Regions from separate parts of the Homo sapiens genome. Here region 2 is linked to region 1. A link is a loop called in an ENCODE intact Hi-C map of the cell type or tissue named here. Cell type or tissue: ascending aorta. All regions are shown on one strand. Each heading gives the region's core, and the rest is flanking DNA. Links, peaks and the distances in the headings are about the cores only. Region 1 overlaps MAP3K5 (mitogen-activated protein kinase kinase kinase 5). Region 2 overlaps MAP3K5 (mitogen-activated protein kinase kinase kinase 5).

The links. A loop is a pair of places that touch in the nucleus more often than their neighbours do. Peaks named below come from ENCODE experiments on the same cell type or tissue, not always from the same donor. Only the 100,000 strongest peaks of a DNase experiment are listed, where the experiment ranks them.
Region 2: a loop joins it to region 1, with 7 times the contacts of the local background. A loop is called at or near these places in 20 of 110 quality-filtered maps.

Annotation. Positions count from the first base shown.
Region 1 is chr6:136,579,997-136,588,338 of GRCh38, reverse strand. MAP3K5 (mitogen-activated protein kinase kinase kinase 5) reads left to right here. Exons shown (of 30, transcript NM_005923.4): 24 at 4,599-4,784; 25 at 7,933-8,038. Among named protein-coding and RNA genes, the nearest start is that of MAP7-AS1, 32 kb to the right of the region's middle. In ascending aorta, for the core only: a CTCF peak has its summit at 5,168 (motif pointing left); a DNase peak (open chromatin) is centred at 1,750; H3K27ac peaks cover 5,429 bases.
Region 2 is chr6:136,640,347-136,648,688 of GRCh38, reverse strand. MAP3K5 (mitogen-activated protein kinase kinase kinase 5) reads left to right here. Exons shown (of 30, transcript NM_005923.4): 12 at 6,120-6,169. It overlaps MAP3K5-AS1 (MAP3K5 antisense RNA 1), which reads right to left. Exons shown (of 3, transcript NR_125858.1): 3 at 491-917. Among named protein-coding and RNA genes, the nearest start is that of MAP3K5-AS1, 15 kb to the right of the region's middle. In ascending aorta, for the core only: CTCF peaks have their summits at 4,157 (motif pointing left) and 4,356 (motif pointing left); DNase peaks (open chromatin) are centred at 1,038 and 4,348; H3K4me3 peaks cover 829 bases; H3K27ac peaks cover 6,399 bases.

The sequences.
Region 1 (8,342 bases), core at 314-8,313:
GTAGTTTGCCGAAGTCATGCAGTCCTAAGTGATGGAGTTAGGATTTTGACCCAGGCAGTTTGGCTCTGAAGTTTTTGCTTTAACCACCACATTGCTCTGCCTCGCTGGTAGGCCCGATGGTGACAAGTGCTAGGAAAACATAAAGTGGGGTGGGGATTAGGCATTGGAGGTGAAGAAAGAAAGTAAATCACCATTAGCCACTGCAGAGTGAAGGCCTCTCCTGTGGACCTTTAAAATGCTTGATTTTAGGTCAAAAACACATAAAACCCAGGAATTGCCTAAATCTCTAATTACCCCCAAAGAATGTGCTTTTCCAGTACAGGAAATGCCAGTTTGTTGGGGTCTATTCTTTGTCTCCCTGCTGGACCATAGCATCATCAGGGATAGGACTGCCTTGGTCATCACTTCTATGACTGTGCTGAAATAGTTAAATGTGGGAGTGGTTAGTCATATTCAATTGTTTGGTGCCTCCTGGTTTTAAAGTGCATTTGAATGTCCTCTGTAAAAGGAGAAATGAAAGAAAACCTTAAAAGCAACCATCAGAGGGCATGCCTTAGGGGACCAGCATGAAGCTACCAGTGAGTACCCGAAACTGCTGATCAGAATCACATGCTGAATCCATAATGGCCACATGATGGTGGGGCCCTTCTGACTGCTGTTAAGGATGTTGGGAATCCTTTCCTGTGACATCAAATGGTGATTCAGTGGTAGAACAGGTCCTGACCCAGGTTGACAGCTGCTATTGCAGGTCATTGGGGCAGTAGAATAGAATGGTTAGGAGCTTGGGCTTAGCTTGCTGTTTGAGGCCTGGTTCCATCACTTAAAGGCTGTGCAATTTGGGCAACCGATTTAACTTCTCAGAGCCTGAACCTCCTCATCTATGATAGAGGAGTCTACTTTATAAGCTTGCTATCAGGAGTAACTGAGATTGTGAGTGATTTAAATCATAACAGAAAATATTCCACAATTGTTAACTGTTATTGTTATCATTATCAAGCAGGCTAATAATAGTTATCTAATATCTTTAATTTTTTTCTACAATCAATCAGAAGTAATTATTGCCATTGTATTGTTTCTAGATACATATTTGTATCTATATTTAAGCCTACACTTTATAACAAAACCAAATCTAGATATTGGTCAGGTCCTCAAACCCTTAAACCATGAAAAGCCTTTTAATCTGTAACATCCTTCTGAAATCCTTTCCTGGTTTTTGAGGAAGTTTAAAGGATAAAGACTGGAGAGCATCTTTGCAGAAGACCCTGTGTGTTAGTCAGGGTTCTCTAGAGGGACAGAACTAATGGAATACATATATATGTAAAGGGGAGTTTATTAAGTATTAACTCACATAATCACAAGGTCCCACAATAGGCTGTCTGCAGGCTGAGGAGCATGGAGAGCCAGTCTGAGTTCCAAAACTGAAGAACTTGGAATCTAATATTTGAGGGCAGGAAGCATCTAGCACAAGAGAAAGATGTAGGCTGGGAAGCTAGGTCACTCTCTCTTTTCACATTTTTCTGCCTGCTTATATTCTAGCCACACTGGCAGCTGATTAAATTTTGACCACCCAGATTAAGGGTGGGTCTGCCTTTCCCAGCCCACAGACTCAAATGTTAATCTCCTTTGGCAACACCCTCACAGACACACCCAGGATCAATACTTTGTATCCTTCGATCCAATCAAGTAGACACTCAGTATTAACCATCACAACCTGGTACTAGGAGTGCAGGAAATGCATACCGTTAAATCTATGCTGATGCTGAGTCAGGCTCACCAGATACTAGCCAAGATGCTTGTTTTTGAAGGCACATGAGTGAGTTAACATGGAGAGACTGGAGTCAGAACAGAAATAAATGATGACGTAAGTAGATGAAATAGTCTGAACAGAAAACATTTCCCAGAGTAGAGCATGTTCCTTTGCAGGACAGTAGCACACACATCAAAAAACCAGAAGCAACATGTTTTTCTGTTGTAAAAACAAAGTTAATGTCGAAAAAAAAGTTTGCCATTTGAAGTTTGCTATTGGCAAACATGTTGCAACTGAGTTTTTACTAAGAGAAGCTTCCAATTTCTGCATAACTCACATTTTTCTTCTTGAACATGTTTTCATGATGTTATGATTTTGCCTGTGAATCTTTACCTTGGGTGCAGTTTAGTTTGTGGTAAGGAAAAAACCAACAAAGTTTATAATGGTTCCCATTGTGATTTTAAAGTATTCGTTTAATGACAGCTTTCAAGCTTTTCAATATAATCTTATCTCATGAAAACATAAACATGAGACCAAGCTTCCAAATGAAAATATATTAAGAGAAAGAACTCGATGGTGCATTTCTTTTTTATTTTAATAGACTCCTAGAAATTATAATTTTCACAGCCCAGTGGAGGAATTTTAATTTTAATGGTACAGTAAGAAAATGTACAATATAAAATAAAAATGATATAATAGTTTCTTAAAGTTTCTTATATTTTCTTAAAGTTAAATGGGAACAAATAACATCCTACTGTGCTTCCTTAAAGAAGCAGTGTGGGCTGGGCATGGTGGCTCATGCCTATAGTCCCAGCACTTTGGGATTACAGCACTCAGGAGGCTGAGGCAGGTGGATCACTTGAGGTCACGAGTTCAAGACCAGCCTGGCCAACATGGCGAAACCTCAGCTCTACTAAAAATACAAAAGTTAGCTGGGCATGACAGGTGCCTGTAATCCCAGCTACTTGGGAAGCTGAGGTAGGAGAATCACTTGAAGTTGGGAGGCAGAGGTTGTTGTGAGCTGAAATGGAGCCACTGCACTCCAGCCTGGGTGACAAAGCAAGACTTTGTCAAAAAATAAATAAATAAATAAATAAATAAATAAATAAATAAATAAAGAAAAGAAAAGAAAGGAAGCAATATGCCTTGCTCAAAGGAGAAAAGTTCCATCTGAGGTTGGGGAAAGTGGCTCACATCTATAATCCCAGCACTTTGGGAGGCGGAGGTGGGAGGATCACTTGAGCCCAGGAATTTGAGACCAGCCTGGGCAACTTAGCAAAACCCAGTCTCTACAAAAAGTTTTAAAAAAAATTATCTGGGTGTGGTGGCACATGCCTATAGTCCCTAGCTACTCAGGAGGCTGAGGTGGGAAGAGAGCTAGAACCCAGGAGTTAGGGGCTGCAGTGAGCTATGATTGTGCCACTGCACTCCAGCCTGGGTGACAAAGAGAGGCCCTGTCTCTTAAAAAAAAACAAAAAAAAAAAAACAAAAAGAAAAAATCATTTTGAGAAAGAGCATTTGTTTGAACATTGTAATATATTTTAGTGTAATAAAATAGTCCATCGGTCCGTTCTTAGAAGCAATTGCTTCATTGATGGGTAAGGGGTAGTTTCAAAAATGAAGTTTGAGATCAGCCCCTCTTGGTTGCAAGGAACTGACACACCGTTAGGACAACTGAAGTACCAAGGACATGTTATAGGTAGACACGCATAGCAATAAGGGAAGTAGACTCTTAAGGAATTCCAATCATAGTGCCTAGCCGAGTCTCACAGACACTGAAAACAGAATATGAGCCTGAGGAACTTCAAGTCCCCGGAGTTTGCACATCTTTTCTCTGGCTTGGTTGCTGTTGACCTGCTTGGTGTGCATTTCTGTTCTTGTCCACTTCTCCTCTCCCTCCCTGATATGGTTTGGCTGTGTCCCCACTCAAATCTCATCTTGAATTGTAACTCCCACAATTCCCATGTGTCGTGGGAGGAACCTGGTGGGAGGTGATTGAATTATGGGGGCAGGTCTTTCCTGTGCTGTTCTTGTGATAATGAATGAGTCTCACAAGATTTGATGCTTTCAAAAAATGGGAGTTTGCCTGCACAAGCTCTCTCTTTTTGCCTGCTGCCATCCAAGTAAGATGTGACTTGCTCCTCCTTGCCTTCTGCCGTGATTGTGAGGCTTCCCCAGCCACGTGGAACTGTAAGTCCAATTAAACCTCTTTCTTTTGTAAATTGCCCAGTCTCGGGTATGTGTTTTCAGCAGTGTGAAAACGAACTAATACACTCCCTATTGTCTTTCTCAATTCCATTGCTTCTGCTATGGTTGGACATATTCATGACCCTATTTTATAGCTTCTCTTTCCGGGCAGACTTTCAGGTTGAGATCCTATGGCTTATTGCTCAAATCTCTTTTTAGTTCCCAATTAAAATTTCTGAAAGAATCTTATGGCCTTAGTCTTTTTGGGCAAAGCTTTGTTATCTGACTATATCATGGCTACTGACCAGCGTGTGGGGCAGGTACCTTTTCTCTCTGATTATTTCTTGGTGTTGGTAGGAGGATTGAAGAGGTGCCATATAGTTCAAAATATGGTCTTTCCTTTGGAGACATTTGGAAGTCCAGTTCTTCTCAGAAAGGGCTGTGGGAAGTATGGTGGCTCATGCCTGGAATCCCAGCACTTTGGGAAGTAGTGATGGGAGGCTCGCTTGAGCCCAGGAGTTCGAGACCAGCCTGGGCAATATAGTGAGACCTTGTCTCTACCAAAAGAAAAAAAAATGTGGGGGCAGGGGGTATGGAGATAGGATTACCATGGCAGGTATATCCAGCATATGTTGATGTAAGGATTGTTGATTTTTATTCACAGGGGGCTGAAGAACCGAAACTAAAATGGGAACACATCACAACCCTCATTGCAAGCCTCAGAGAATTTGTGAGATCCACTGACCGAAAAATCATAGCCACCACACTGTCAAAGCTGAAACTGGAGCTGGACTTCGACAGCCATGGCATTAGCCAAGTCCAGGTGGTACTCTTTGGTTTTCAAGATGCTGTAAGTATGATATTTTGCCAGTGTTTTCCCACACACTAAAATTAGTTAGAAAAATAAGATAAAACATAAGTTCTGTTATTTTTCTTTTAAAATTCCAGTGAACTCTATTCTTTTTGGATGAAAAATGTGAGATATTCGCCTCTCAGTGTGCTTCTAAGTATCTGATTTGTTGTTTTGTGTGTTTGCATTCCCCAAATTAAAAAACACATAAAACCAAATCACCATGGAAAATAACAAAATATTTCCCATGGCTGAACTTCGTTCTTATGAAATTATGTTGGGTCATTGTTTATTTTGACAACTTTAGCAACGTAACACACTTTAGTCATACATTTTCTAATGCTATATGAGAAATGCCATCTAGTGGCCATTGAGAAAAATTTAATAGTACAGATTGAAATGGTCACTGCTGAATAAAACCAGTTAATTTTTTTCCAGTTTTTCTCTAGTTTTCATATAGAACATTTTTAACATGTTTGTTTCATAAATACCTACTCTGTTCTAGCCAGAAGTATACTTTCAGAGTACAGAGCATCACTGATTAAAAATTAAAGCACATGATCTAATGAGAGATTGCTGAGAAGTCTTCTCTCCAAAATTGAGTTGCTATGCAACACAAACTAAAGCCAGTCTTCTGTACTGCATTCAGAACCCTCTGTGTTATTCTTGGGTGAGACTTATCTGTGGAACTCAGTGCCAAAAAAGCCTCAAGCCACCTCCAGGAGACCCTTAACAAGATGTGGGAGACTGAAATAAGAGGGTTCTTGATGGTGCTTGTGGTATAAATATGGAAGTATAATTTTATTTAAATTCCAAAATTAATTCAGCCCTAATGTGTGTATTGCTTCTTTGTAGAAAGTGTGTTGACAATTTTATTTGCAACATCAAATGATCCCCAATTTAAAGCCAAATTAGAATCCTTCAATAACTACTAGCATTCTCTGAGACACTGTGTAAGCCACTTGGTCTTTATGCTATATTGTGGGCAGGGACAAGAGTCCTGAGTTGATTGAGGGCATAAGAAATTAAAGCAACTGGCAAAGCCTATCACTAATATTAAATGCTAAAAGCATGCTTATGCTGCAACTAGGGAAACCCAACTGCCTGCAAGTAGAGTGAAATAATTTAGCTAATTTGCACTTGCCCACACATTTGGCCTCTAGCCTAGAGGTTGGAAAGCAAGTTTGCTGTAGAATTCAGACTGAGAGCTATTGGGTTGTACTCCTGGGCCTTGGGCCAGGTCAGACACACACACACACACACACACACACACACACACACACACACACACGTATACACACACGTGTACACATACACGCCTGCTCTTGCTCATTCACTGTCCAGGATGAGAATGAACCCAAAGTATGGGCCCTATGATGTAATTTGCTATGTAATAAAGAGCTGAGAGGAGCAGGTTATGGTTATAACAGATCCCTCTTCCACCTAATAAGAATGTAAATTTTTTTTTTTTTGAGATGGAGTCTCCCTCTGTTGGCTAGGCTGGAGTGCAGTGGCATGATCTCAGGTCACTGCAACCTCTGCCTCCCGGGTTCAAGCAATTCTTGTGCCTCAGCCTCCCGAGTAGCTGGAACTACAGGTGCCTGCCACCATGCCCAGCTAATTTTTGTATTTTTAGTAGAGATTGGGTTTTGCCATGTTGGCTAGGCTGGTCTTGAACTCCTGGCCTCAGGTGATCCGCCCGCATCGGACTCCCAAAGTGCTGGGATTACAGGGCGTGAGCCACCATGTCCAGCCAGTATGTAAATTTTTTAAAGAAATGAAGGTACCAGGACAAACTCAGCCTGGATGGATTTTCTAGAACAAGTGGGAACCTAGCAAGGGTTCATTTCCTGTGCAACTAGTACGATGAAGTCCTCAAACTGACTCTCTTCCAAACTAGGGGAGTTTGATGAAGATGGACCAAGGACAGGCATGAGCAACTGGAGCTCCAGCTCTTGACATGGGTTTGTGGCTGGGTCACCATCTCCCCAGCTGCAGTAGGGATGGTGATTAAATTTTTGGAATTTAAATAAAATTATACTTCCATAATCATACTATAGATACTCAGAGGTATCTAACCAGAGCCCTGTTGGGGAAATAGCCTCTTTTTTTAGAGGTCTGTGTAAGCCAGCAGGTAGTAGAGTTAACCCAAAATCTAAGTGAGCTTGTCATAGTCTTATGCTAAAAGCTTGTTTTTACAAAGGTAATGCACATGATAAATACATACAATGGAATATAATTCAAGCTTAAAAAGGAAAGAAATCCTGACACATGCTACAACATGAATGAAGCTTAGAGATGTTATGCCAAGTGAAACAAACCATTCACATAAGGCCAAATACTGTAATTCCACTTATGTGAAGGTACCTACAGTAGTAAAATTTATGAGAGACAGAAATTAAAATGCTTGTTTTCAGGGACTGTGGGGAGGGAGAAATGGGAACTTACTGTTTAATGAGTATAGAGTTTTAGTTTTGCAAGATAAAGAGTTCTGTGGATGGATGGCGGTGATGGTAGTACAATAATGTGAATGTACTTAATGCCACTGAACCATACACTTAAAAATGGCTAAGATGGCCAGGCACGGTGGCTCATGTCTGCAATGCCAGCACTTTGGGAGGCTGAGGCGGGAGGATTGCTTGAGCCCCGGAGGCACAGGTTGCAGTGAGCCATGATCCCGCCACTGCACTCCACCCTGGGTGACAGAGCAAGACCGTGTCTCCAAAACAAATGAAATAATAATAATAATAAGAAGAAGTAATTGAAAATAATGAACAGTAAGAACAGCCTTTATTTTTATTTAAAGTCTCTTAGACCCTGTCTTCCTCCTTCACCCCCTCCCTCCATCCATTCTGCAGACATTATAAAAGCTAAAAACTGCACATTCTGAGTCCCAAAGAAGCAACATTCTCATTTGAACCAGACTGCCTTTCACTTAAATAACTTATTTGCTTACATGGGGCTCACTAAACTTTGATTTGAAGTAGCAATTTTTACTTTGTTTTCCAATGACATAAAGAATTACAAAGAATTCAAGTTGAAGAAACTTTTTAGTTGTTTTGTAAATGGAACTTCATACAAGTGCTTCGATCATCTAGGCTATTTGCAATTAAAAATTAAAGTAGGCTAAATGTCACTCTCTCTCCAGGTCAATAAAGTTCTTCGGAATCATAACATCAAGCCGCACTGGATGTTTGCCTTAGACAGTATCATTCGGAAGGCGGTACAGACAGCCATTACCATCCTGGTTCCAGGTCAGAGATATTTAATTACTCTGCACATATTTAGTGCTTGGATATTTTAGATTACTGTTCATCTGTTATTTCTGATATCACCTTAGTACTTTAAAAACCATAATACCCTTTTTTAAAGAAATATTTTCAACATCACCAAATAGTACATATAGTCTGGATAATGGTACACCAAGCAAAATATTTACTAAGAATGAGGAAGACTTGCTTCCCCTGTCTTTAAGGAATGTGTTTAGATGTGAAGAGAAAAAGTATACAGGTGACTCAGATAAATACGCATTTCAAAATATAGATATCTGGACCACAA
Region 2 (8,342 bases), core at 137-8,136, 61 kb before region 1:
ATCTTGTGTTTAAAATGAATAGATACTAAGCAGCACCCAGAATGCATGTTATTTATATTTTAATTTGTTCTATGTTTAGATAAAGTTGGTCACGTTAAGTCTTGTAACTTAGTATTTTAGCAGGCACACTAAATGTTGGCAACATGAAATTACATAATAAGCATGGAGAAAAACATCCATTCTCATGCTCTCAACACCAAGTCCATCTAGTAGCACTGAGCAATACCGAGCAGCATCTTTCAGAACTGTGGTCTTTCTCCAATCCCAGTTTGTGAAACACTGTCCAAGCTGACACTTTTACAAGTCAGTTTGGGACTGGCTACATCCAAAATTTAGAGACACTCTACCAATAGGTTGTGGTAACTTAAGGATCTTCACCCAACAGGCCCCAGATTACACATGCCAATATTTGCCACTGTGTGCAGAGTCAGAAGCTTGATTCTTTTTCATTATTAGAAGTGTCAATTGTATGGAAAAACACTTGAAAAAGTTACTTGTGATACTAATTTATTCATAACAGAAAACTTCCTTGCCAAAGGACTTTGAAGACAGGCTTTCAGCTAAGACATAGCTTCCCATGAGACTCACTTCCATGAGTGCAGTAAATAGAGGGAAGACTTTGAAAGAAGTCATTGCCCCAGCAACCCCATCAGCAACATTTCTAACATGTCATTTTAATTGTGTTAAAATGCATCATGCTACACCCGAGGAAAGCACTGTTGAGATGATGGTAGAGCAAATCAATCTACCAGCGTTCTTTTGAGTTCTGTGGACTTTGGGACTGTGCTGGTTCCTGAGGAGGACATTATGGGTTCTTGGTCTGTGGCGTTCAGTGAGGAGGAAGATCAGTGAGGCATGGAGTCCTTCGAGAAGGCTTGCTAAAGGAGGTGGAACCTGGACTTTGGCTGTGGGTAGAACTAGAAGAGATAAATGAACACGGGAAGACAAACTAGATTAGAAGAATAAGGCAGAATTCCAACCAAGGCACCAAAGTGAAAGCAAGCATGGGACGTTCAGGGGCCGGCAGAGTCTGACTCATTCTACAAGGGGAAACGTGTTGAGGGAGGTGGGAGATATGATTGGTTGGGCAGGATGACATAAAACTCTAGAGTGCTATGTAAGCTAGGAAGAAGAATTTTAAACATGTGTCGGTAGGAAACAGGATGTCACTGACGTTTCTGAAAATCTGAGAGCTGGCAGGAAGGCAGAACAGAATGTGAATTATGAACCCAGGGTCAGCATCAAAGTGCATAGGTGTGAAGGTTGATGTTAGCTCTTGCATGCTTCGTGGCCTAGGCATGCGCTTCAACTCCTCATGCTTTAGTTGCCATGTATGTAAAATGAGAATAACAGTACCTCATAGAATTGTTGTGAAGATTAAGTGAGAGGATGAATGGAAATCATTTAGCACAGTGCTAAGTGGCTTGGAACAAGTGCTCCATAATGGTTGCTAGTGTAGCTATAAGACTGATCTGGTCTTGACATTTGATTTCTGAAGTCTGAGGCTCTGGAGGGTCACAGAGAAGACTGTTAGAGGAACTAGCTAGATATGAGGCAGGTAGAGATCCTAGAGTGGAATAATACAATTGTGACTGCAAAGGGACAGATGATTTGATTTGGAAAGAAAAGTATACAACTTAATCACAAATTAGGAAGAAGGATTAAAAAGAGGGAGTAAGTGTAAGGTGACTCAAGTTTTGATTGCATTGATAAAGGTGGTAGGATTTTTAGAAGGAAAACCTGAGTTGTAGAGGAATCATGAGGAATTTCATTTTGGACGTGTTTAGTTGAAACTAATGGCAAGACTCCAAGTGGAATCATCCAGTGGCAAAATTGGGAATAATCAATATAACTGTCTATATACATGTTAGTGATATTGCTTTAAAGTGCAGTGCAATATTTATATTGTTTTGCATGTATGCAAGTATACACATACATGTTCTCACAAGCTGAGATACACTAATCATCCAGTGGAAACTACAAAAACTAAGAACAGTTAGGAGACATGAACATTATGGAGACGAGAGCAGGACTGGAGGAGGAGATTTTCAAAGGCTTGATTGAAAAGAGCAAGGTTATCCAAGGACACTTGGAAACAGAGTGAGGCTAGAGGAATTAGCGATTAGCAAGGCCTAGAGAATGAGTAGAGAGCCAGAAGAATTTGGAAGACAGAAAAAGAACAGAAAGTAAGCCAGAGATTTTTGGAAAATGAGTACTATTTCCAGCAATTTGTTATTGTTTTCTCCTTCCTGGAGGTTCTTTGCTCAGTAAAGTGAGCCTCGTTTTCATTCTCTTATGTTTTGTGACAATCATAGAGACAATTTTTATATTATGCTAAGAAATATTAGGATATATATTAGGATATAAACAAGTGCATTAAATAGGGTTACAAATTTAAGTTATGTACTGTCCATTTTCCATTTTCACCATCTTTTGATCAGGAGGAATTTTATTTATGTTGTCCTTATTTCCTATAACTTTTAGTGCTAAAAAATTCTCCTTGTTCAAAAATTGAAGCTTTCTTGTATCAGTTTCCATTCTGAATTTATGTCAATTTCTTTGCAAACCCTGATTCTATCCATAGTGTATTCATTATCACTACCATTTTCTCAATTTTTTAAAATAAAAGTGGTAAAATTGGAAGGAGGACAAGCAATAAAAACAAAAAAACTTTATTATTACCATGTTACTTTAAAACAACTATAAATAACAGAGAAGCAACCAGTTTAATAGGTCTTATGTTAAACTAAAAATGGGTTGTTTTTATCACAGAATGTTTAAAAATTTTTCCTAAAATTAGAATAGAGAATGTAGCTTTTCATTTATCATGTTTATTTCTTTAGTCACTCCTCTCACTATTTTTATTCTAACATATGGAATAAATAGCTCTGTGAGCTAGTATATACTTTATACTGCAACTTTCAAAACTTGAAGCACATTATATACCAATTCCCAAGGACTCTTAGAGAGAGCTACTCTACATTCAGGGGTAAAATTAATTGAAATCCCGATCTTTTAACAGTTCTCTATTTGTTGAATGAATGGTTGCTGCTGAAAAGTAAGTTAGTCCTTGAAGAAAGTCTGCATGTGTACAATGAAAGAAAAACTTAAGATTGAGGAAGAGAGAAGTTATTTGCAGGGCGTTTTAAATGGTTATTTAGAATTTCCCCCCCTTTTGGGGGTTGAAGTTTGGGCACCCTTGGCCTACCTCACGGATTATCAAGCAAAGGCAGGGGCCTAGTGGAGGACTAAGTGCTGACTCTCCTCCCTCACTTCAGCTCCAGCCAGTGGCCACTCACAGAAGGCCCAGGAAATTTATGAGGGAAACATGCTTACCCCTGATTCTAGATTAAGATGATTTGATGCTGTCATCCACCAAGGATGCTTTCTGCTACAAACTCCCTGCCAAAAGCAGCTTAAATAAAGAAATGGTATTTCATATTACAAGAAATTACAGGCCGAGCATGGTGACTCACACCTGTAATCCCAGCAATTTGGGAGGCCAGAGCAGGAGGATTGCTTGAGGCCAGGAGTTCAAGACCAGCCTGAGCAATGTAGCAAGACCCCCGTCTCTACAAAAAAATTTAAAAAAATTAACCAGGTTTGGTGATATGTGCCTGTAGTCCCAGCTGCTTGGGAGGCTGAGGCGGGAGGATTGCTTGAGCCTAGGAGATCCAGGCTGTAGTGAGCTATGATTACCCCACTACACTCCAGCCTGGATGGAAAAAAATAAATTTTGAGGTGGGGTGATTCTGAGGGTAGTTTCAGCATCAGGATTCTGAATTCTGGCTTCTCTGCGTACTCTTGGTGTTAGTCTCATGTTCTTAAGTAGCTAGCTATTCCAAGAAGCACCTCACACAGGCGGCATCCCGGGGAGGAGGGCCAAGCCCTCTCCTTTATACCATAAGTTGTATCACATGACCATGCTTACACCCATCCCCAGCAAGGCAAATGGACTTACCGTGGCCAATTTAGACTAATCAGTTTCACCATTCATAAACATTGCCACCTGAACCTGGGCAAAATTTATTTTTTTGTCAGCAGAGGAGAAGGATGGAATGACAGTTGCTGAGGGAGCTGACAGTGCCTACTACAGTATAACTCCTGCCACCTTCAGTCAATACAGTATTAACTTCCAGCTCCTATTCTAGCCCTAACTGGGGCCTGGGATCTGAGGCTAACCCGTTCCTAGAAAATGGTGCTTGTGCTGATTAAATTAGGTTGAGTGTTGGTTTGAGGCCTGTTGGGGCTAATTATAGCTAGCGCTGCGTTTGGCCTTGCTGTTTTCCCTGATTCCCAGACAGATCCCAGGAGCCTTTAAACTACCTGTTGGCTTTACAGCTCATCAGCGCCTCCTTGTGGTGTGTCCTACAGGTAGGTGGGGAGGGAGGCCTCCTTCCACCTTCCATCTCAGGGCTTGGGCTTTATTTACATCACTGAAATGGAACGTTCCCTGGCAGCACTGGCAACCTTTCAGGAACCAAGCATTCTGGAAATGCTCCCCTCCTTTCCTACAAAACCAGTCCACAATTTTTACTTAGCTGTTCCCAGAAAAGGACTGATAGAAGATGGGTTTTACCAGTGCTGTCTTGTTAGTATTTGCCAGTTGCTGTGTTCAGGGGTGGGTTTGCATACTGCCTCAGCTCTGCACTTGCCTCCCACCTCCTGCTCCTGGACATGGTCTTGGAAAGCAGCTCAGCTGCAGGCTCTGAGGATAAGGCTGCATTGTATGCAAGTAGTGTACAGGTAACAGCTGCAGCTCCTGGGTCATATATATATATATATATTTAGAAGTTCACCTGAGGCCAACAGGATTTAGAAGCAACTTTCCAAATTACCAGCTGAGGCTGCAGTCTGCTATTTTAATTTCACTCCCTCTGTACTCTGGTTAAGACAGCCACCACATACCTTTTTATGGTATCTTCCCTCCTGGACTTCATGCAACAAAATTTGCTCTGCGTTCATTCAGATCACATCCCCATGACCTGACTGACATGCACTGAAACTAGCTTTTTAGTAAATTCACATCTGACTTGAGAGGATCTATTTTTACTTTAAGTTGCATGGACCTAGCAAAGAATTATGGGCTGTAGATATAAATTGTCGCTTTTGAGTTGCTTTAGCCAAAAGGAGGGTTCTAGGCCACCTCAGAGCCACAAGGCTTTGTCACCCATTTTATTAGCCCAGGCAAGACCTCAGCCTCCTGGCAGTGGGTGGGTAAGAACTCCTTTTCATGGTTGTTTTAACTTTACAGAATTGAATGTCAGTGTCAGTTTATTGCCGTACTGTACTTGCTCAACTTAGACACATGGATAAACTACTTTGTTTCTGTAAAAATATTTATGCTATTTTATACTGTTGACATATTTTTAAAGGGATTATGATCCATTTTGTTATTTATTTTAGGGACATATGAATTTGATAATAATTTTATCTTAGCTTTAGTGATAAACTCAAGAAATAAATTCCCACATTTTTCTTTACCTTGGCTCTGCAAATCACCCATGTTTATAGTATGACAATCAAATTTTTGATGTTCATACTTTATTAGCATATGGAATTTTGCATAAATTAGGTAGCAATACCTTGTAGTTATGATGGGCACTGTACACATGTGTGTTCACATACATTCTTGTTCTACTAGTTTCTAAAGAAATAGAACCGCCTATTTAGTTGGAAATCTTAACTAAAGATAATTCAGAAATAGTTATCTTTAAAACCTTGCCGAGATGTTATTCAAATTAATGTTTATCTTTCTCGGAAAAGAAGTATTTCTCAACTGTAATAATAGAATTACCTTGATCATTGACTTTTTTTACTTAAAAATTAACACACAACAGTTATTACTAGATATCAAGTTTTAGAATTTAATGAGACTAATTCTCCTAGGCTCTTTTGGAAGCTGTTTTATTGAAGTACAGGAATTATTAAGTAGAGTAATCATTACCCTTGGGACTTGAGAATGAATTGTGCTTTCCATCCAGATAATTCTTTCATGAAAAATAGTGTACCAGGAAAAATGGCTGTGTATATCACTTTAAAAATAATTAAACAAAATTATTGTTGTTATGTTATTTTCCATTTGGATGACTCAGTATATTTTCTTGTTGTTGTTCTAGAAAGGTATACATGAGTGGAATTTTAGTGCCTCTTCTGTCAGGGGAGTGAGGTAAGTTTCCTTGGTACATTTTGTTAACTTATAAGACATTTTTCTCCACTATTCATGGGCTGGATAGAACTTCTAATCATGATTTTAAAATACAAGGAATGTCAAGAATCATTCAATTGGTGGAAATGCCCAGCCTTCTTCAGTGTCACTATCTCCTTTAGGAAGAGATTTGCAACAAAATGTTCACTGCTGGTTGAACTGATTCTGTGCTCCTGACCTACTTAAAATGTAACTGTGGGGTCAATGTGAACTATGGACCAGAATCAAAATGTAGATTACACTCAGCCATGTGGAGGTCCTCTTTAGCTGAGCTGTTGGTTTATGTAATAGGATGATTTCTGTCCTTTTGGTATACAAGGAACTCAGCTCCCTTTGTGTGGATACAAAGCACACATGCCGTCTACTACACTGTGTCCTGCCACTAATTTTATTTTATTTTATTTTATTTTATTTTATTTTATTTTATTTTATTTTATTTTATTTTATTTTTATTTTATTTTATTTATTTTATTTTATTTTATTTTATTTTGTGAGACAGAGTTTTGCTGTTTTCGCCCAGGCTGGAGTGCAGTGGCATGATCTCAGTTCACTGCAACCTCCGCCTCCCAGGTCCAAAATGTTCTCCTGCCTCAGCCTCCCAAGTAGCTGGGATTACGGGCGCATGTCACCATGCCCAGCTAATTTTTGTAATTTTAGTAGAGACAGGGTTTCACCGTGTTGGCCGGGCTGGTCTGAAACTCCTGACCTCAGTGATCCGCCCGTGTAGGGCTTCCAAAATGCTGGGATTACAGGTGTGAGCCACTCCGCCCGGCCCCTGTCACTAACACTAATGACTTCAGATGATAAGGAGTCCATTAAAAAAAAAAAAAACCTTCTGTAAGGTCACTTTCCTGCATTGATCTTGAGATTACAGTGGTGAACTTCAGTTTGGTTCAGTTCTGACTGCTGTCACAATGCCAGTAGCTTAGAAAATGCCATTTCTTGGGATTTAGAAATAATATATATATATTTTTTTAAGAATCAAGAGTCAGTGGTTAAGTCTTTAAATAATTGTTCTATTGAAGCTCATGCTAAATCAACTCTTGCAGATTTCAAACCAAATTAGATGTGCTAACTACTGTTTACCCCCACGTCATAGCAATGAGAGACAACAGATTTTTGCAGCCTGGTTATGCAATATCCTGTTGCTTTTGGAATAATAATAATTGGTTTTATTAGAGCATAAATTGGTAGAGCGGTCTGAGTCACTAATAATTGGAGTTCTCCTGGTAAAGCTACCTGTTACCTCATGAATGATCTGAACAGAAACAAGCAAGATGATGGACTGACTCATTATATATCTTTCAGTCGATACTTTCTCAAATAAAACTGTACTCTTAATATTTAATTTTTAAAGCCAGTCATTAGCAAGGCACTCACTATTTATTGCTGCATTTTTAAGCAATCCACTTAAGAAAGTATGGTAAATGTAAATTTCACTTTATCATATCTGTTTTCCAATGAATAAATTTTCTTTAATTAGGTATGGTAGCCCTATGTAACAGTTGTTGTGATTTATGACTTATACATAGGCTGCTACTATCTATCTTACTATTGCTGGCTTATATGCTGAGAAACTTGAGTTGTAGTCTGTGACTTCAAAGAGAGCTCATTCTTCCTGGCCTCCTCCTCCACAAAGAAGAGATGACAAACTATGGAAGAAAATCCAACTAGGTCAGCAGCTTGCCTTGCGTCACCTCAGAACTTGCACAGCTCGAGTTAGTGGGCATTAACTGAGCATGAGCTGTGTGTCAAATGTTGAGTCCTGTTCTGCCAAAGATACAAAAATGACTAAGACATCAACTCCTCTCTTGAGGAATTCACAGCCCAGCAGGGAGAGGAACAGACATTTAACAACTCATGACAATACAGTGTGAGAAGAGCAATGAAAGAAGTATACTCAGAGGACACAGGTGTAAGAGGAAGTCTTTCTGTTTAGGGCAGAAGTAGGGCAGGGAGAGAAGGTGAGGTCTAAGCTGGGCCTTAAATCGTGAATAGAGTTTCTTTTAAAAGTAAAAAACGACATGCATTCCAAATGGAAGGACCAGCAGGCACAAAGGCACAAAATAAGGATTGACAAACTGTGCCCCCTGGACTACATCTGGTCCTTCACCTGTCCTGTAAATAAAGTTTT